Linked DNA regions of Mus musculus: all the other regions are linked to region 4. Evidence: chromatin loops called from intact Hi-C (ENCODE). Cell type or tissue: left cerebral cortex. All regions are shown on one strand.

The links. Hi-C counts contacts between places; a loop is a spot of excess contacts. Peaks named below come from ENCODE experiments on the same cell type or tissue, not always from the same donor. Only the 100,000 strongest peaks of a DNase experiment are listed, where the experiment ranks them.
Region 1: it touches region 4 in a loop (3-fold over the local background); 2 of 42 quality-filtered maps call a loop at or near these places.
Region 2: a loop joins it to region 4, with 5 times the contacts of the local background. A loop is called at or near these places in 2 of 42 quality-filtered maps.
Region 3: it touches region 4 in a loop (7-fold over the local background); 13 of 42 quality-filtered maps call a loop at or near these places.

The regions. Positions count from the first base shown.
Region 1 is chr2:11,317,442-11,322,441 of GRCm38, reverse strand. No RefSeq gene overlaps it. Among named protein-coding and RNA genes, the nearest start is that of Gm13293, 20 kb to the left of the region's middle. In left cerebral cortex, a CTCF peak has its summit at 1,964 (motif pointing right); a DNase peak (open chromatin) is centred at 1,983.
Region 2 is chr2:11,290,037-11,295,036 of GRCm38, reverse strand. Prkcq (protein kinase C, theta) reads right to left here. Exons shown (of 18, transcript NM_008859.2): 16 at 4,460-4,648. Among named protein-coding and RNA genes, the nearest start is that of Gm13293, 47 kb to the left of the region's middle. In left cerebral cortex, no CTCF peak of the experiment used is centred here; no DNase peak of the experiment used is centred here.
Region 3 is chr2:11,057,726-11,062,725 of GRCm38, reverse strand. It overlaps Gm13264 (a long non-coding RNA gene), which reads right to left. Exons shown (of 4, transcript XR_374005.3): 4 at 2,597-4,304. Among named protein-coding and RNA genes, the nearest start is that of Gm13264, 23 kb to the right of the region's middle. In left cerebral cortex, CTCF peaks have their summits at 2,638 and 2,843 (motif pointing right); a DNase peak (open chromatin) is centred at 2,846.
Region 4 is chr2:10,364,537-10,369,536 of GRCm38, reverse strand. Gm13261 (a long non-coding RNA gene) reads left to right here and starts at 4,414. Exons shown (of 4, transcript XR_001783229.2): 1 at 4,414-4,442. RefSeq lists a cis regulatory region at 4,160-4,431. In left cerebral cortex, a CTCF peak has its summit at 3,101 (motif pointing left); a DNase peak (open chromatin) is centred at 3,018.

The sequences.
Region 1 (5,000 bases), 950 kb before region 4:
ATTACTACATTGTTAGCAGCAGGCAGGAATGGGAAAAAAACCCTGAATGCCCATTAGCAAAGGAATGACTGCAAAACTATAATTATTTACTGTAGGCTAGCCAGGCATAAAAATAAACAAATTAGAAATTTACCAGATGACTTGGAGAGATTTCCATGAGGAGCTGAAAAATGTGCGTATGAGCAGAGCAATTTCATGACCGTCAAACAAAGAGGGCTCCAAGCATTGTATGCATGTATGTGCGTATGTATGTATGTATGTATGTATGTATGTATGTATGTATGTATGTGTCTTAGTCAGGGTTTCTATTCCTGCACAAACATCATGACCAAGAAGCACTTGGGGCGGAAAGGGTTTATTCGGCTTACACTTCCATACTGCTGTTCATCACCAAGGAAGTCAGGACTGGAACTCAAGCAGGTCAGGAAGCAGGAGCTGATGCAGAGGCCATAGAGGGATGTTCTTTACTGGCTTGCTTCCCCTGGCTTGCTCAGCCTGCTCTCTTATAGAACTAAGATTACCAGCCCAGAGATGGTCCCACCCACAAGGGGCCTTTCTCCCTTGATCACTAATTGAGAAAATGCCTTACAGTTGGATCTCATGGAGGCATTTCCTCAACTGAAGCTCCTTTCTCTGTGATAATTCCAGGTTGTGTCAAGTTGACACATAGAACCAGCCAGTACAGTATGTATGTATGTATGTATGTATGTATGTATGTATGGCACACATGCACGAACCAGGAATCAGTGTTGAGTGTTGTCCTCAACTTCTCTATGCCTTTCATTTTGGGGCAGAGCATCTCAATGAACCTGGGGCTCACTAAGTCAGCAAGACTGTCTACCCAGTGAGCCCCAGCGATCATTGGGCCTTCACTTCAGTTCTGGGACTACAGATGTGTACCTCCCTGCATGGGCTTTTTAAAAATGTGGATCCTGGTGATTGACTTGAGGTCCTTATACCTGTGCGGTAAGATTAGACTTTACCACCTGAGCAACCTCCACATCCATGGAATATTTGGCCTGTATGTTGGCTGGCCTGCTGGCCTGATACTTCAAGCATCTCACAGCTTCAGTCCATTCAAACTTTATTCTCCCATGTCACTGTTCACTTTTTGACAAAGTCCAGGTTGGCTTCTATCTCCGTCACTCAGAAAAATGTCTGTGCTCACTCACCAATAATCTCAGACAGTTGCCGCCTTTCAATGTTTAGCCCAATAACTCTAAACAGTGAAGAATTCTGTTTTTCACTCTGCTGACACCATGTGCTTCTGGCTTTCCTTGAATAATCCTCTTTGGTTGTTTCCTTCCTTCCTTCCTTCCTTCCTTCCTTCCTTCCTTCCTTCCTTCCTTCCTTCCTTCCTTCTGTGTACACACACACATGTGCATGTGGGGACATCTGGTATTGTTCCATAGGTTCTGTCTATCTTTAATTCTTTGAGGCAGGGTCTCCCACTAGCTTCAACTCTCCAGACAGTCTAGGCTGATTGGCCAGTGAGTCTCAGGGATTCATCTCTCTCTGCTGGGATTACGTGTGCACCCCACCACACCCAGCTGGAAATTATTTGTTATGTGTGTGGATGTCTTATCGGCACGTGTCCGTGCACCCCTGGGTGTTGTGTGCTCTTAGAGGACAGAAGAGGGACCATGACCTGAAGCGGATTCTAGACAGTTGTTGGCTGCCATGTGGCTGCTAGGAACCAAACCTGGGTCATTTGGAAGAAGAGCCAGGGATTCCAGTCACACCATGTTTCTCCACACAACCCCATTTTCTTTAAGGTGGGGCCTGGGGTCAAACATAGGTTTTTGTGCTCTCGGGGAAAGCAGCGTATCAACAGCACTATCTCTGTAGTCGCTTGTTACTTTCTTGACCTCTAAACTAAGTAATCTGTGCTCAAGTCTTTTTTGTTTTTCTGTAGGAAACGCATTTCCAGAAAGCTGAAGAGCATTCAGTTCCTTCCTGGCAGACACTAGAGGTCGCTACTGAACCACAAAGCACAAGGCCCGTCAGTGGAACCCTTATGCAAAGGCATCGCCCATGACAAGAATGATGGCCTTATATTCGGAGGGGTGGGAAGGGAGTGAGCTGTGGAGAAAAACTACAGTTTTAGAAGAAACTTGAGCAGTTTCTACTTTCTGAGGGTGGCTGTCACCTGCGGGTGTTTCGAAATATCAACCTGAAATCTGAACAAACACCCAGGGACTTGAGAGTTTCCACTTGGTTTTCAGATTTTTATCTTTGGTAGAACATCCTAAGCTTCTCACAGCCCGAAGCAGTGGAAACACAACAAAACAAAATTCAGCAAAGATAGACTATGTGGCGGTGGCTACACATCCTGCAGAGAAATTATCTTCCCTCTGGATTTCATTTTGGTAGTTCAGAATTAGACTTGCGGTAACTGAGTGATTGTTCTCAGTTGGAATATATGCAATTTAAGGTTACTCTGGGACTGAGAAGGCGACTTCACTGAGAAAGCATTGGAACCTGAGTGCGGTCTCCAGTGCCTGTGTAAAAAGCCAGACATGGCGACATGTGTTTGTAATCGCAGTGGTGTCAAGGCAGGAGGCAGGCACATTAGACCCTGGAACTCCTGGTCCAGTGTCTTAGTCAGGGTTCTCTAGAGTCACAGAACTTATGGATAGTGTCTATATATTAAGGGGATTTGTTATGATGACTTAGAGTCTGTAGTCCAACTCCCCAACAATGGTCAGCTGTGAATGGGGAGTCCAAGGATCTAGTAGTTGCTCAGTCCCACAAAGCTAGCAGATCCAACAGATGTGTTGGCAAGTCAATGCAAGTAGGCGAAGAAGAGTGAATCTTCCCTCTTTCAGTGTCCTTATGTAGGTCTCCAGCAGAAGGTGTGGCCCAGATTAAAGGTGAGTGTCACCAGACCTGGATCTGGGACTTCTTTTGTTTCAGGATGACCTTGAACTCAGAGATCTCCTTGCCTTAGTCTCCTGGGATTCATAGCCACTATGCCTCAAGATCTCCATGCTAAGATCCAGGTCAGAAACTTGTATCTCTCAGCCTTCCAATTCTGGATTGTAGCTCATTCCAGATATACTCTAGTTGACAACCAGGAGTAACCATTACACCCAGCTAGCCTAGTCTGCTTGGTGAAGTTCCAGGCCAAATGAGAGAAGAGACCTCGTGTCAAACAAAAAGTACCAAATGCCCGAGAAATATCACCTAAGGTTGTTCTCTGATGTCCACATAAGCACACACATGTGCACTCCATCCACTTTCCCACCCCCATCCCCACCCTCACCCCCTGCACAACACAATTCTAGTTTCTCAGTGCATTGTCAGTCTCTTGATCCATTCATGCTTGTTCTGACCTCTTCCCTGGTGCTTGGTTAAGTCCTTGAACTTCCTCTGACACCTCAGCTGGACATGAAGTGGCCAGATGAATGGCCAGGTGAGCAACTAGGACTCTTGGTCGAGGAGGAAGTGACCATTTCTGGTACTTGGAGTTCTTCCTGTTCTCACCCCACACTCCTTGCCTGTCTAGTGTCAGGGAATTTGAGGGTCCTTTGTACTATCACTTAAGTGCCTGACTTCTTGTCCCTGACCTCTTTTTCAGGACCTTCACTGGCTCCCAGACAGCTGTTTTCATGTGGTATGAGGCCCCTATGTTTCTTCCAAATTTGTCTGTTCTGAAAGCATATCAGGCAGCCAGAGCCATTTCTCAAAGAACAAGGTCCTTGCTTTTTACGTCGATTATGCATTGTTTACATTTAAGACACTACCAGAAAAACTATGTTTCAACTAACAATCAAGACACCCCTGCCTCCCCCCTTCCCCCACCAAGTCAGGGTCACAGGCTGGTCTAATCTGGGCAAGCCTTCAGTTGAGACTCCCTTCTCAGATGACCCTAGGCTGTTTGTCATTGACAGTTCAAGCTAATCAGGACATTTAGACACTGTGAGGACCTGTGTTCTCCTCTGAGCCACAGGTCACCCCGTTCCCCTCAGACAAGGCAGGAGCAGAGCAAAGATGATGCCTTCTTTGTTTCTGTTCTTTTTTTTTTTTTTTAATCTTCCTTTCTTGCCAGCAACTCCCACTTCCTGCCACTATTAACACAACCCTCTCTGCCCTCATCCAATCCCTGGAATGGAGGTCAGGAGGACCCAGGACTTTCCATCTGAACTCTCACGGCTACTTACAGAATCACAGAGGTTAGCGGGAAGATTGAAGATAAATGAGTTAATTCTTCATGTGAAAACCTTTAAATGCCTCTGATAAAGGAGTTATGGTTTAGTGTTGATTTAGATCCAAGGAACTTTTAGCCTCCCACGGATTTAAGTTATCTATTACCTACCTATCACGTATGTATGTATGTATGTATGTATGTATGTATGTATGTATGTATGTATGTATGTATACAATGCATGTATCTGTCTATCATCTATCTATCTATCTATCTATCTATCTATCTATCTATCTATCTATCTATCTATCTGCCTATCTATCTATCTGCCTATCTATCTATCTGCCTGTCTATTTATCTATCTATCCATCTATCTGTCTGTCTGTCTGTCTGTCTGTCTGTCTGTCTGTCTGCCTGCCTGCCTGCCTGCCTGCCTGCCTGCCTGCCTGCCTGCCTGCCTGCCTGCCTATCTATCTATCTATCTATCTATCTATCTATCTATCTATCTATCTATCCATCTATCCATCTATTTATCCATCATCTGCCTATTATCTATCTATCTATCTGCCTGTCTATCATCTTATCTATCTATCTATCTATCTATCTATCTATCTATCTATCTATCTATCTATCACCTATCCATCTAGCTGTCTTCTTTCATCCACAGAGGTTTCTTGACTCAGGTTAGCAATATGTTTTAGTAACCCCAGTGTAGGCTGAAAAGCTGCATTTGAACCCCCAACTGTGGCCTGGAGAGCAAAGTCAGTGGTTAGGAACACTTGCAGCTGTTGCAACAGAACTTGAGTTCAGTTCCCAGCATCCACACCAAGTGGCTCAAAACCACCTGCAACTC
Region 2 (5,000 bases), 930 kb before region 4:
CTGGATCCTATCCTCCCTCCCGACTCCCTCCTCAGAACACATGGTCTTGTGAAAAGGGAGATGAATTTCTGTTTAAGAGCAGCACTTTCCCATCCTTTTCAAACACAAGGACCGGATGTCCTGGATAAATAAATGGGGGAGAAAGGGAGCTTGCTTTTCACTTTGACACCAGGCAACTGGACAGCTGCAACCCAGCTGTAACTCCTGACAGAGCACAGCCTCTCCTGACATGTGGTTGTTCAGCGGACTATGTGTGCCCAAGAGGCACAAGTTTTCTTTTTAACCAATGTCAGAAATCACAAAAGCTTCCAAGTGACTTTCAGACCATTTTGCCTGGAGTCCTTCTCCACTTTTAGCCTTTAGTGCCTTCATCTCTGATCTATCCCACTAGTTCATCACTTATCCTTATGGGATGCCTTTCTCCTGCTACTGATACTATGCATAAATGTTTATTTTTGTTTTTGTATTTGCGTGGCATTTAATCTTATATTTAGTTTTGTTTTTACATTTATTCATTTATTTACTTATTTGTTGCACGTGACTCAATTCTCTCCATCCACCATTTGATCCCTGGTTATTAATCTCAAGTCACTAGGCTCTGGGGAGACTGCCTCTACCTGCTGAGCCATGCCAACCCTACATAAAACCCTTCTGCTTTTAAGTTTTCCTTTTATGAGTGTACAAGTATGTGTGTATATATGTGGTTTGTGCATACATGTGGTGTGTGCATAATATGTGCACACCAGAGGTTAACCTTCCGTGTTCTTTTTCAGGTGTCTCCATCCTGGTTTTATTTACTTAAAAAAAACAAACCCTTTTATCACTAAGTTTTATTTTATGTGTTTGAGTGTTTGATTTGCATGTATGTCTGTTTACCACATGTGTGCCTGGTGCCTGTGAAGGTCAGAAGAAGGTGGCAGATCCCTGGAACTGGAGCTAGACAGTTGTGAGTCACCATTATGGTGCTGGGAACTGAATCTCAGGTCCTCTGCAAGAGGGTGCCCTTAACCCCCGAGAGCATCTCTCCAATGCCTTTTTTTTTTTTTTTTTTTTTTTTTTTTTTTTTGCGGCACTAGGCCTAGTGCTTATCAGTCCCTGCTAGGCCCTCTGGCCAGCAAGCCCCTGTTTCCACGTTCCCCAGCTTTAGGATTTGAAGTGTGTAGCACCTCACCTGGCTATTTTTTATTTTTTAAGATTTATTTATTTATTATATGTAAGTACACCGTAGCTGTCTTCAGACACTCCAGAAGAGGGATTGAACTCAGGACCTTCGGAAGAGCAGTCGGTGCTCTTAACCGCTGAGCCATCTCTCCAGCCCTCACCTGGCTATTTTTTTAAGTTTTTAGTTGTTTGGAATGAAGAAAGGTTCCTTCCTTCCTTCCTGCTATTCACACCTCTGGACCAGCCAGCTTGATTGGTCCCTTGCTCGGCGCCTGCATACCCGCTCCTCCCATTCCTCCACACCGGCCACCATGATTGGTTCCTGAGAGCGCCCACCCTCGGGATGAAACTTTTTGCCTTTGGGATCTATAATTCACGCAGCAGCGGTCGTGAGGTATCAATTCTCTTGCCCTTTCATTGTGGCGTGGGTGTCTGTTACACATTCTCCATTTCCGTTTTTTAGAAGTGACCCTTTCCTCTTTCTCAATCCTTAGCTTGGCAACTAGCCCGTCCCCTCCCCCAGCTTTCCTCCATAAGTTACTCCTGGTTCTGCCTGCCTGCCTGTCTCTACTTTACCTATTCCTGGCAACGTCCCAGACCCTGAGGGGGACCGCGAATTTGGAAGGCACAGTGGGAAGGCTGGCTATGGAACATCCACAGTGTTGGGGCATTGCAAATAACTTCGGGCCCCGTCTGATGACTTCTCTGACTGACAGGCTCCTGATGGCCGGAAGAACAAGGGTCTTCATTTCTCTTTTTCCAGAAAGTTCTGTTGGTCTTGGTACCTCAAGATAGCTGTCATGCTAGAGACTGAGTGATAAACCCCTCAAAAGTCATATATTGAAGTCCTGACTCTAGTGTGACTGCGGAGAGGGACTTTGTGGAACTGGTGAAGGTTAGATGAGGCCACGGGGCTGGAGCTCTAACCTCCTTAGATTAGTGTCCTTAAAAATAAGCTGGGCAGTGGTGGCGCACGCCTTTAATTCCAGCACTCGGGAGGCAGAGGCAGGCAGATCTCTGAGTTCAAGGGCAGCCTGGTCTACAGAGTGAGTTCTAGGACAGCCAGGGCTACACAGAGAAACTTTGTCTCGAAACAAACAAACAAACAAAAAACAAAAACAAACAAGAAAAAAAGAATGAGTTGGTCGTGGCCACTCAAGGCCTTTAATCCCAGTACTCTCGGATCAGAGGCATGGGGGTCTGAGTTCAAGGCCAGCCTGGTTTACAGAGCAAGTTCCAGGAACAGCCAGGGCTACACAGAGAAAACTTGTTTTAAAAAACCCAAATAAGAAAGAGAGAGAGAGAGAGAGAGAGAGAGAGAGAGAGAGAGAGAGAGGAAGAAAGAAAGAAAGAAAGAAAAAAAGAAAGGAAGGAAGGAAGGAAGGAAGGAAGGAAGGAAGGAAAGAGAGAGACCCTAGAGTCTTTTCTCAGCTCACTCCTCCAGATAGAGCAAGATCTCTCTACGAAGAGAGCCAGGACCAAGAACTGACCCTGATGGACCTTAATCTTGGATGTGTAACCTCCAGAATGGTAAGAAATAATTGTCTGCTGTGTAAGATGCATCTGTGTATTCCAGTGTGCAATAAGTCCAGCTTGCTGGAGGCAGGGGGATCTGATCTGTGTGCACTTTGCCATCTGACAGCGTGCCAAGCAGTTAAGAAATGGTGAGAAAGAAATTGTCTGATTAGTCTGGGTATGTTTTGTTATGGCATCTGTAGCTGACATGTTCAATTCACTTTGAGCTCTTCACAGAGCCAAGTGTGAAGAAAAACGTTCTGACTGTCATGAAATTTGAACTTGCCTTTACGTAAAGTGAGACTGTGTGCATTTAAACCCCACTAGCTTCTTTTTGCCTCTGTCATCTTTAAAAAAAAAAAAAAACAACAACAACTAGTTTTTAAATTAGCTTTTATTCTATGTGTGTTTTGTTTGCTCATTAAAAGTGAATCTAATTGGCCATTCAGGGAGTTTTCTGGGCTCGGTGCTTGCTTGGCTCATAGTCAGAAGGTGCAAGCTGGATTCTAAATACCTACTTCTATTAACCTCGGGCCGAGTTTCCTATGAGGCTTTGTCACTGCCTCTCTGATTCGAGGTCCTGATTCTCAGGGAGAGCTCTGGAGTCGCTTCCAAATGTCTAATACCTCAGACAAGTTGTCACTTGCCTTAGAGACATGGAAGTACAAAGTCTTTTCGATTTAATCCTAAATAGTTCTTCACAAGGGGGAAAAAAGCCAAGTAGTGAGAAAGATGAGTCTTGGAATCTCTTGCTTTTTTCCTTCTTTTCTTTCCCTTTCTTTCCTTCTTTCCTTCTCTCTCTCCTTGCTTTGGTACTGAGAGGGAAAACTAGAACCTTTGTATGCTTAAAACAAAACAAAAAAACAAGAACCCTGTCACTGAACTGTATCCCATCCATTGAAATGCTTTCAAAATTTTGATTTAAAATTCATTAATAGGGGCTGGAGAGATGTCTCATTGGTTAATAATGCATAATGAACTCAGGCTGTCTATAAGTATATATGTATATGTGTATGTGTGTATATGATATATATGTATACTAACACGTGTGCTTGTTATTACATGTATTATAATACTATATCACTACGGGCCTGAGCAGAGACCCAAGAGTTGAAAGGGTAGAGAACTAGGTCGCAGATGACCTCAGTGTGACTGTAAACCCTCCTCCACAGGCCAGAACTCTGACAGAGGTGGGTGGCAGGCTTGCATGCACAAGGAGTCTGACAGGCTGACTGGGGCCTCGGGCTCCATGCTTTCAGCTTCTCGATGAGAAGATGTTTGTGACCTAAGAGGGTTGTCTTTCACTGGAGAGAACAGAGATGTCTGCATCCTGCTGAAGGTTCAAACAGGGATGGAGGACGCACTGGCCAAAGAGGTATTGCATATAGGAAACAAAGGATGCAGTAAGCCATGTACTGGGATTGCTTAAAGAGCCAGAGTCACCAAGCCTGCCTTGACATTTCTCTTAAAAGTGATGGAAAGAGGATTTGCTTTACTTCCTTCCTCTTGCCGTCACTTAAAAAAATTACTTATATATTTTATTTACATGAGTACACTGTAGCTGTCTTCAAACGTAACAGTAGAGGCATCGGATCTCATTGCAGATGGTTGTGAGCCGCCATGTGGTTGGTGGGAATTGAACTCACGACCTCTAGAAGAGCTGTCATTGCTCTTAAACACTGAGCCATCTCTGCAGCCTTGTCTTCCTAATGCTGGGGGACACTTCAGGGCGGCGCTCGCCCCGTGAGCCACGCGCGCCCCAGGCTTTGGCTTCAGGTCTTACCTTCACTAGAAGGTCCTTGGCCTCCCTTTCGAGCCACCTCGGGTAGAAGGGGTTGTCCATGCGGATGGAGTGGAACAGCTCCTCCTCGTCCTGCCCGTGGAAGGGGGACTGGCCAATCAGCATCTCATAAACGAGCACCCCGAAGGACCACCAGTCGACGGAATGGTTGTACTTCTGACCCAGCAAGATCTGCACGGCGAAGGCAGAGAGAGCATCATTAGTACGTACGTCTGACGAAAGCAGAGCATCATCAGTACGTACGTACATCTGACGACTGATAACACAGAGCATCATCAGTACGTACGCCTGACGACTGATCACGCTTCCAAGGCTGAAGGTAAATAAATGACTGGCTGTCGTGATCTACAGGCTCGACTGAGGACGCTATCTTCTGGCAAGCGCCGGTTCGAAATGGCTCCGCCATGACCAAGTTTCTGCCTGTAAGTAAACACTTCAGAGTCTCACTTTGCATTTTTCTCATTGGCGTTGAGTGCAATGACTGAAGCAAGCCTGTAGCTTTTATTTTCCCATCTGTGCTATG
Region 3 (5,000 bases), 690 kb before region 4:
GAAAGGCTCTCTGTCTTTCTCTGTGTCTGTCTGTCTCTCTGTGTAATTATTATTTTTAATTTAAAAATTTTAAGTAGAGTCTCATGTAGTCTCAAAGTTGGTATACAGTTGAGGACGCACTTGAACTTCTGCTTCTGCCTCCTAACTGCAGACTGCAGGTGCTTCTGCCTCCTAACTGCAGACTGCAGGTGCTTCTGCCTCCTAACTGCAGACTGCAGGTGCTTCTGCCTCCTAACTGCAGACTGCAGGTGCTTCCTCCTCCTAACTGCAGACTGCACGTGCTTCCGCCTCCTAACTGCACACTGCAGGTGCTTCTGCCTCCTAACTGCAGACTGCAGGTGCTTCCGCCTCCTAACTGCACACTGCAGGTGCTTCCGCCTCCTAACTGCAGACTGCAGGTGCTTCCGCCTCCTAACTGCAGACTGCAGGTGCTTCTGCCTCCTAACTGCAGACTGCAGGTGCTTCTGCCTCCTAACTGCAGACTGCAGGTGCTTCTGCCTCCTAACTGCAGACTGCAGGTGCTTCTGCCTCCTAACTGCAGACTGCAGGTGGAACCACTGTGCCCAGCTTATATGCTCCTAAGGATTTACCTAGTTGAGGGCCTCGTGCATTTTAGGCTGAGCTGCATCATCAGCGTTCCATAGCTGTGTTAGCCAAGATTATAGCCCAATGCCACAGGTGGCTATTGAGCACTTGAAATATGCTGTAAGCCACTGCGAAGCTGAAGTTTGTTTGTTTGTTGTGATAAGACCTCACTTTGTAGTTCAGGCTAGCCTGGAACTCACTATGTTGCTCAGGTTGGGCCCAAAACAAGTAGCTCCAGATTCCTGAGTGCTAGGGTTATAGGCATGACCGACTCCAGAGTTTAGTTTAATTTTGATCAGTTTAAAATTAGGCAACTGTATGTGGTGAAGGGCTACCATATTAGATGATACAGTTTAACCAAGGACTTAACTCCAAAATTGATTGCATTCTTTGAAAGTCCTGCCATTTGAAGAAAGTTACCAATCTTTCCGACCAAGAGGGAGAAAGAACAGTTGAACCAGGCTAGGGTGAATATGTCCGTTCATCTCCCTGCTGGAAGCACTCTTTTCTTTAGAGAGACAATGACACCTTGGTGACACACGCAGCTTATAGACATTTTCTGTTTCATGGTATTCTTCTGCTGTGCACACTTTAAGTAATAGAGCTGGATCTAAGCTTTTCAGGTGGAGCAACCTGCAGAGCTGTGTTAGCAGTAATTGGGTGAGGCATTTAGAGACAGTAAGGGAAATGGAAAAACAAAAGTAATTTGGCATTTGATTTGGGACAGCCGCGCGTGCGTGCGTGTGTGTGTGTGTGTGTGTGTGTGTGTGTGTGTGTGTGTGATTTTTCTCAAAAGAAAACCACCATTCAACAGCAGCAACAGTAACAATAACAACAAAGAAGCCCCCAATAATCTAATGTATCAATGCATCCTTTTTAAATATAAAAAAATTAATTTTTAAAGTAAATATGATGTGTATGTAACACCTGTTTCTCAGGAGGCTAAAAGTGGGAAGTTTTAAAGGATTAATTATTTTTAAATTTGTACGTGTGCAGCTGTGTGCACGTGAGTGCAGGCGTCTGCAGAGCTGACCAAAGCCGAAGTTACAGGTGGCTGTGAACCACGTGAGTACTGGAAATCAAACTTGGGTCCGGTGTAAGAGCCATATATACCCTAGTCACTGAGACACCTCTCCCTCACCTAAAATTGGTGACTTTAATGTTTTAAAGAAAAGTCACTCATCCAAGTTTCTCTTCAAGATGAAGGTACTTTTGAAGTGCTGAATGATAAACACCATAAATAATATTATAAATAAAAAGCAATATAACTAATGTGAAGGCCTATCAGAGACAGACCAAGGAGAAATTGGTAGATCCACCTGCATTTCTGATACAGAGACTGTCACTCTGATAAAAATAAGAGCCCATCAGAACCCAGTTCTCCCTTTCAGAGCCAAGTTCTCCCCATCAGAGTCCAGTGCTCCCCATCAGAGCCCAGTGCTCCCCATCAGAGCCCAGTGCTCCCCATCAGAGCCCAGTTCTCCCCATCAGAGCCCAGTTCTCCCCATCAGAGCCCAGTGCTCCCCATCAGAGCCCAGTTCTCCCCATCAGAGCCCAGTTCTCCCCATCAGAGCCCGGTGCTCCCCATCAGAGCCCGGTGCTCCCCATCAGAGCCCAGTGCTCCCCATCAGAGCCCAGTGCTCCCATCAGAGCCCAGTGCTCCCCATCAGAGCCCAGTGCTCCCCATCAGAGCCCAGTGCTCCCTATCAGAGCCCAGTGCTCCCCATCAGAGCCCAGTGCTCCCCATCAGAGCCCAGTGCTTCCCATCAGAGCCCAGTGCTCCCTATCAGAGCCCAGTGCTCTCCATCAGAGCCCAGTGCTCCCTATCAGAGCTCACTATTCTCTATCAGCTCTATCAGTGCCCAGTATTCCCTATAAGAGCCTATCAGAGCCCAGTATTTCCTCAGGTTTCCTTAGGGAGTTGTCAGTAACTCAATAAAAGCCATTACTTAGGACTGGAAACCGATTTGAGGCAGTTTGTATGGAAGGCAGGAGACAAAGAAGGCTTATTGCATTGCGTTGTATTGATTTAATTTTATTCCATTACATACTGAAATGGTTGGTTTTAAGGAAACAGTCACATTCTTTTCTCTTTTACTGAGTGTTTCGTGTGAGCCAAGATTCTCTGGAACAGATCAAATTTTAGAATTCAGACTTCTTCTCTCAGAGTGGCATGATCCCTCCATGAATAAAAGGAAAGAAATTAGACCGAAGCCAAGGTACCCGTTTCCTCCTAGGGCGTCGTTGCTAGTCTCTGACACAAGAGGGCAGCAGAAATTAATTCAAGATTCCTGCCTTGTGTTACTAGGGCCATCCGCACATAGCCTTAAGGCAAAGCGCAAAAACACAATAATAGTTTAACACTCTCATTATGAAGCCATTTACTCTTATTATATCAATGGTGAGAAAACTCAATATACACGTTTATGAAGCCATGGGGAGAGGACAGAAATCAAGATACATGAACGCAGAGCCCCACAAATCACACAACTCGAAAACACGCTATTTGATACTTTAGAATGGGAAATCAAGTGATTTTGGAATCAACCAGGCTCAAGCTGATGTTCATGGGGTAACCTTGGCTATGCCGCTTAACCTCAGCTGAATTGGAATTGTATGTTTGTCTGTACCCCAGAATCTTTGCAAGACTCACCCAAGTTAACACGTGCGAGATCATTTATCTCCGGCTCTGACTTCCATGTCCCCTTATTTTCTAAATGGAGATATCCCAAGAGATGTGGAGAATGGTCAATTCTCTCCTCGAAACTGCGTTATCAGGGAAGATAAATCAGTACAAAAGAGATCGGGGATGGGTGGGTGGTTGGCACATCCTCCTGGAGAGATGCACCATTGGTCTCCTGAAAGGCTGTCACTGGAGTGCTTCTTGAGTGTTGCTCCATTGTGCCCCCAGCGCGGTTTGCACCTCTGAAGAGCTTGGTCCCAGGCTATGTTCTGTTTTCTAATTTTTGTTTTGTTTTGTTCTTTTTTTATTCATTTTCACCAGAAATCATTTACTCTCCTAAAATTGCTTCCCTTGCCCCATGAAGTGGGAGATCTGTCACAGTCATCTGGCCCTTCTTCGAGTTTTGTGTCTTGTGGGGTTCCTGTGTTCATGTGTAGTATGAAGAGGGGCTCCTGCGTTCATGTGTATGTTAGTGTACATCACAAGGAGTCTGCTTTTCTCCTCTTACTCTGACCAGGGAGAGTTTGCCTCAAGAACGCCAACTGATAAACCTCCAGGTGACAGACTGCTTCCTTCACCGTATGGCATCTTTGTTGAAGATCAGCTGACGAGAGCCATAGGAATTTATTTCTGTGCTTTTTATGCTCTTCCACTGTTGTATGTGCCCATTTTTATGCCGGTGACATACTGTTGTTGACAATGTAGCTTTGTAATGTTTTTGTAATGTACGTTAAAATTAGGAAGTGTGGCGCTTCTTGGTCTCGTGTATCTCAAGCTACCCTGAAGGTAGCTTTGCAGTGACAGTTGAGCTTGAACTTCCCGTGGCTCTTCCTCCAGGGTGCTGGGGATGACAGACTGGTGCCACTAGCCACATACCTGCTTTATGAGGTACTGGGCTTTGAGCATGCTAGGCAAACAGTAACAAATGACCTACATTCACAGCCCCTAGTTAGTTCTTCTTGAGCAAGACTTCTTTGTCTATTTGGGGTCTTCTGTAGGTCCATATTTTAGAATTTTAGAGTCAATCTCTTTTTGTCTGTAAACATATAATTGGTAATTTTGTTAGAAATTGTATTAAATTTGTAGGACTTTGAGGATAGCACGGACATCTAAACAATATTAATTATTCTAATCTTTAATGGCATGATATATCTGTCTTCTGTGATTTCCTTTATCAACATTTTACAATATTCAAGTCTATGAGTCTTCTACCTTTCTGGTTAAGTTTTTCCTAGTCTTTGTTGATACTGGAATTGCATTTTAAAATGTTCCCTTTCAGTATTTTATTATTTATGTGGAGAGATGAAACTATTTTGCATGATATATATATATTTTTTTTACTATAACTTACTAAATGTAGTAGTTCTAAGTTTCTTGGCTGAATCTCTAGAATTTTCTATGTGCATGATTCTGTCATCAGAAACAGTTGTACCTTTTTCTCTGAATTGGGTGTTTTAAATTTATTTGTTTATTTATTTTTCTTGTTTAGTTGTTCTTGCCAGGCCTTCTGGTATTATGTGGAAGAAAAATGGTTAGAATGGGAATGTGTGTATTCTGAGGGGTTTTGTGTTGACTATAATGTTATCTCTGTGTTATTCCACACAGTCTATATGGAGTTAAGAGCCTTCTCTGCCTATGTTGTTAAGAGTTTTATTTATTTATTTAAAGATTTATTTAAAGATTTATTATTATATGTAAGTACACTGTAGCTATCTTCAGACACACCAGAAGA
Region 4 (5,000 bases):
GATGTGTGACTCCAAATGCGGGACCCACTCCAAATCAATAAAACAGTAACCACTGCCAAGAAATAAAGAAGTAGAGAAAGCAGAGACTGCCTTTCCAAAGACAAAATGCACTCCAACTCAGGAGAAGTCATGTTCAGTCTCACGATTAATAGTACTAAGTGATTCACTAAAAAATAATTAACACTTTCTGAAAAATCTCCCTTCAAATAAGTCTCTGATAGCACTGACTATATATGCTCTTGCATTCCTAAATTCTGGCTAAGCCATTCATTTCACCACTGTGTTAAAAAGTAATTAAATTAGTTTTGTTAACTGTAAGATATGTATATGCTCTTCCATTTCTCTAATGTCACAGAAAAAAATTAGAAAAGTTCACAGAGGAAAAGTTTCTCCTTTATATTCTGTAAATTCCTAAGAATCATGTCATGAGAACTTACAAGGTTAAAAAAAAAAACTGTGTGTTTATATTTATATTAGAGGCATGTAGTGGTTTAAATCTTGTTGCGTTATAAGTAATAAATAAGTGTTGTGTATTTGTTGAGCCGCATGTAGTCATTTTTTTTTACATGCTCATTTCCTTCAAAAGCAAGGAAGAATCCACTTTCCACAGACTCTTTGTATCTAAATATTTCTTAAAGATGCAGGTCATGGAAGCTTACATACAAGCAGGAGAGCTAACAGCCAAAACCAATATTTGACAAATGTGTGCAATCTTCTCTTTCCAAGGACCTTTACCCCAAAACTTGTTTCCTCTTAGACCACATAAGAGAACACTCTATTAGCCTTCTAACTCACCAAGTCTACATTCTCTCCTCTTCTCTCTCTCTCTCTCTCTCTCTCTCTCTCTCTCTCTCTCTCTCTCTCTCTCTCTCTCTCTCTTTCTCTCTCTCTCTCTCTCTCTCCTTTTTCAGTCCTTTGTCAACATTACAGTTCTTGGCCAAAGTACTAGGAATCAAGAGACCTTGGTCCCTGCTTTATCATTACTTATCTGTGTTACCTCTGGGAGTCCAGCGGCTTCTCTCTCTAACTGCGTTTCCCCCTGTAGTTAAAATAAACACACCGGGTTAGGGTTGGATGTTCCTAAAAGTCTTTTATGACTCCAAAGATTATCTAGTGGTCTGCTTTACCCCATAGCCACAAATTGCTTTCTGTAATATTCTGACACTATCACTACCAGTTCCACACAGTTGGGCAAAGCATAAACTCCGGGGCCACAGAAAGAGAGAAAAGAAAAATCAAGTGAACAGATCTATAGGCTCTTCTTCACCTGACTATCCTGGGAAGTTATTCTTTGGATCATATGTCTTTCTTTCTGGACTTCCCTCCTATTGTTACCATGACTGTGTAAGTTTTACCTTGCCTCTAGCATGTCCAGGGGTGAGGTGAGAGTACCAGTCATGAAGGTGATTTTTGAAAAATACCTGGAGACAGAGAGCATCCTCACATAGATAAAGAATTATTAATGCATTCATTATAGTGATGTCCACAAAATATAACCACCTCATATATTTGCATATAATCTCATATATTTGTAGAAATTTTAGAGATTCCTTACTGCTATGGCTACTTGTGTGATTTCAAGACATTTCTGAACCGGGTATGGTGGCGCACACCTTTAATCCCAGCACTCCGGAGGCAGAGACAGGCGGATTTCTGAGTTTGAGGCCAGCCTGGTTAACAGAGTGAGTTCTAGGACAGCCAGGGCTATACAGAGAAACCCTGTCTTGGGGGGGGGGGGGGGGAGACATTTCTGTTTCCTTTGACAAGAGTTTTTAAAAAAAGAAAAAGGGGGAAGGAAGGGAGGGAGGGAGGGAGGGAGGGAGGGAGAGAGAGAGAGAGAGAGAGAGAGAGAGAGAGAGAGAGAGAGAGAGAAAGAAAGAAAGAAAGAAAGAAAGAAAGAAAGAAAGAAAGAAAGAAAGAAGGGGCAAGCATAAACGAAATGTTTTAAAAGTACATGGTTCCTAGAAAGTCATGGGACAACTTGCTGAAAAAGCTAAGAGCTTGCTTATAGAGTGTCAGTCTGAAAATCCTTCGGACAAAGATCACTTAGGATTTTCACAGCTATTGGCTTGAACACCGGAGGATGACAGTGACGCATACATCATACTTCACAATGTTTTCTCTTGGAAAACTTGTTCCCTGTCCTGAAGGCTCAGGTCCAGCCATTTTGAGAGCTGGAATCCAGAAAGATTACTAAGATTATTTGGTAAGTACTATTAAGTGGAAAGATATAGATGCTCGCTTTCTGCTTCTGGCCCTTTGTATTCCTCTACTCTCTGAGGAGAAAAAAAGAGGGGCTTTTACTTTGAGATAGGATTTCTTATAGCCTGGGCTAACCTTAAGCTCACTTATATACCAAAGGATGATCAGTGCTGGCAAACAGCACCACATCTGATTTTAATGAGGTCCTTGTGATCAAACCCAGGGTCTTTTGCATCTTAGGCAAGCACACTACCAACTAAGCCATATCCCCAGCTCCAAGGTGGATATTTTATACCTAATTTACCCCAGACACTCTTCTAGGTATGTTTTTATATATGATAGCATTTAATAACTACCAGCCAATATCATGTATGACATTCCTTTTAAATGGTTTTAAGAAACATTGTTGACATTTGATACACAATCTGAGATCCAACTAAGTCCCTGTACCTGAAACACTGTGTGTGTGTGTGTGTGTGTGTGTGTGTGTGTGTGTGTGTGTGCACATACAGGTCAGGGATATTGTTTCTGGTTCTAGAACTATCCTTCCCCTGTGTGTGTTAACAAACCTGAATGAGGTCAAATTTGACACCGTGAAAATGTATGCAGTCCCACTGAACATATAAAATAAGCCAACCAAATTAAAACAAGCAGGTAAAATCCAATATCAAAAAGTGGTTTCATACATGGTGGGTCACTTCAGCAACAGGGAGTCCACTATATTGGCAAGTGCCCAGCTAAGGTGTACAGATGAGATGTCAGTGACAGAACACAGTACAAAGTCCCTTATGTGTTTGGTGTCACCGTGTAAGCTCTTTATATGACCTCATAACAGAATAAATAATGATTTTCATGATCAAAGGGACAAATTACTACATCTATAAAGGCTTGCTCTGCAGTGCCATCTACTGGAAGCAAATACTGACTTGCCTTAGAAAAATTTAAAATTAGTCTTTTTGTTATTGTTTGTTTGTTTGTTTGTTTGTAATAGAAAGAACATTGGCAAATACAGGCATCAGTAGTAAGGGAAGACGTGGGTCTGACTGGGTTTAATGTAAGATAGTGAGCCAACAACTCTGTGCATACAGAGCTGAAATAATCCTATCAAATCATGCATCCTTTTAAGTGTTAGGTGTATAAAGTACTCAGATGTTCTTTGAAAAGTAAAATTGTTTCCAATTTTCAAAATGAATCATTTAAACTAGTTCTTTGAGGGAGTACTATTTTATCAGCCATTTAAGAGGGTTTTGTTTTTTTTGTTTTGTTTTGTTTTTTTTAATATTTGTGATTATCATGTTAAGTTCTTGGAGGTGCCAACCTTGTGTTCATGTCTTGAAAGAACTCTTCCAAAGTTTCCTAAGCCAGTTTATTGAGGAGGTCAGTATTTATAGTTAGATCTGAAAACTCTCGAAGACCTGAAAACTAAAGACAAGGCTCCAGTTGTGACCCTGCAATAGTCACTTAGCATGCACCAGGCCCAGGGCTCAGGTCCCAGTACCTCAAACAGCCAGCAACAGCACACACTCACACCTACTCAGTCACGAACACTTACTGAAGACTCCCAATGTCCTAGACATTGTCCTGTGTCTACTTAAATTCCATTAAGGGGAAATCAACTGTAAGCAATCCCACAAGGTGCCACGTGGAGCTCACAAAATGGAAAAGAGAAAGCAGAGAAAGTAACAAGGCATTTTATATGGGAGAAGGCTCCGGAATTGAAACCTGGGACAAAGTGTGGTAGGAGCCGTGGCCACAGATGACCTGGGGCTATCTTGGCTGGTTTTTTTGAAAAGAAGAATTATATAAAAGTTGGATGGTATTTGTTCAAACATATGAGCATAAAGTGTTAATTTTACCAGCTGGATTAAGCAATGTTGAGGTTTACTCTATTGCTAGGTATTCTGATGCTAAAATTTTAATACGGGAAGATCTAGCGCTACAAATGGCTTCTTACGGTTGTAACATTCCGTTGTGCAAACCTTGTTCTCATTGGTTTAAAACTATTGGTTAAACAAAATTGGCTATAGCCAATCATCAGAGGGATTAGAGGTAGGTGGGTTTGGAGTGACCTGATTGGAGGAGGAGAGACCGGGAAAGAAGGAGGAAGAACATGGAAGAGAGGAGGAGGAAGCCGCCATTAGGGGAGAGGAACCATGAGCACATGGCCAGGAGAAACAGCAAGTATCTGGGATACAGCCCTTGGGAGGTAGCCAGGCCAGTAATTAAAAGAGTAATTAGAGGTGATTCCACCCTGGTAATTGTCAAAGCCAAATAAAGTAACCATATTCTGAATCTCACTTATTTGTACGCTACTCGGAGATAAGCTTAAACCGGCTATACTACAAAGCACTTTGTTCAGAAGACACATGAGAAACCACATATCACTCCTGTGTTCTTCCCTTCCCTTTGTCCCTTCCTTCCTTCTTGTTTTTATTTGTTTGCTTGCTTGCTTGTTTGTTTTGTTGTTGTTGTATTTGTTTTTTGAGCCCGGGTCTTACACAACCCAAGATGCGCGCTTATTATATTATATAGTCAACACTATCCCCCGCCTCCAGAACTTTACAAATGCTAGGCTTACAGATGTGGATCAGCACATCTGTTTTGTTGGGGCTTGAACCTAAAGTTTCCTGCACGGTAGGCAAGCAACTGAAATGCTCTTCCTTTTTAGCTGTATAATTAACTAAATTATCCAGAACCAAATAAAATCATAGAAAAACGTTGTTATGGAATCTACAAGTGGAAGAGTTTCATTAAATTCCCAAATTAAAATTTAATATTCAGTTCTATAAATGAGAGCA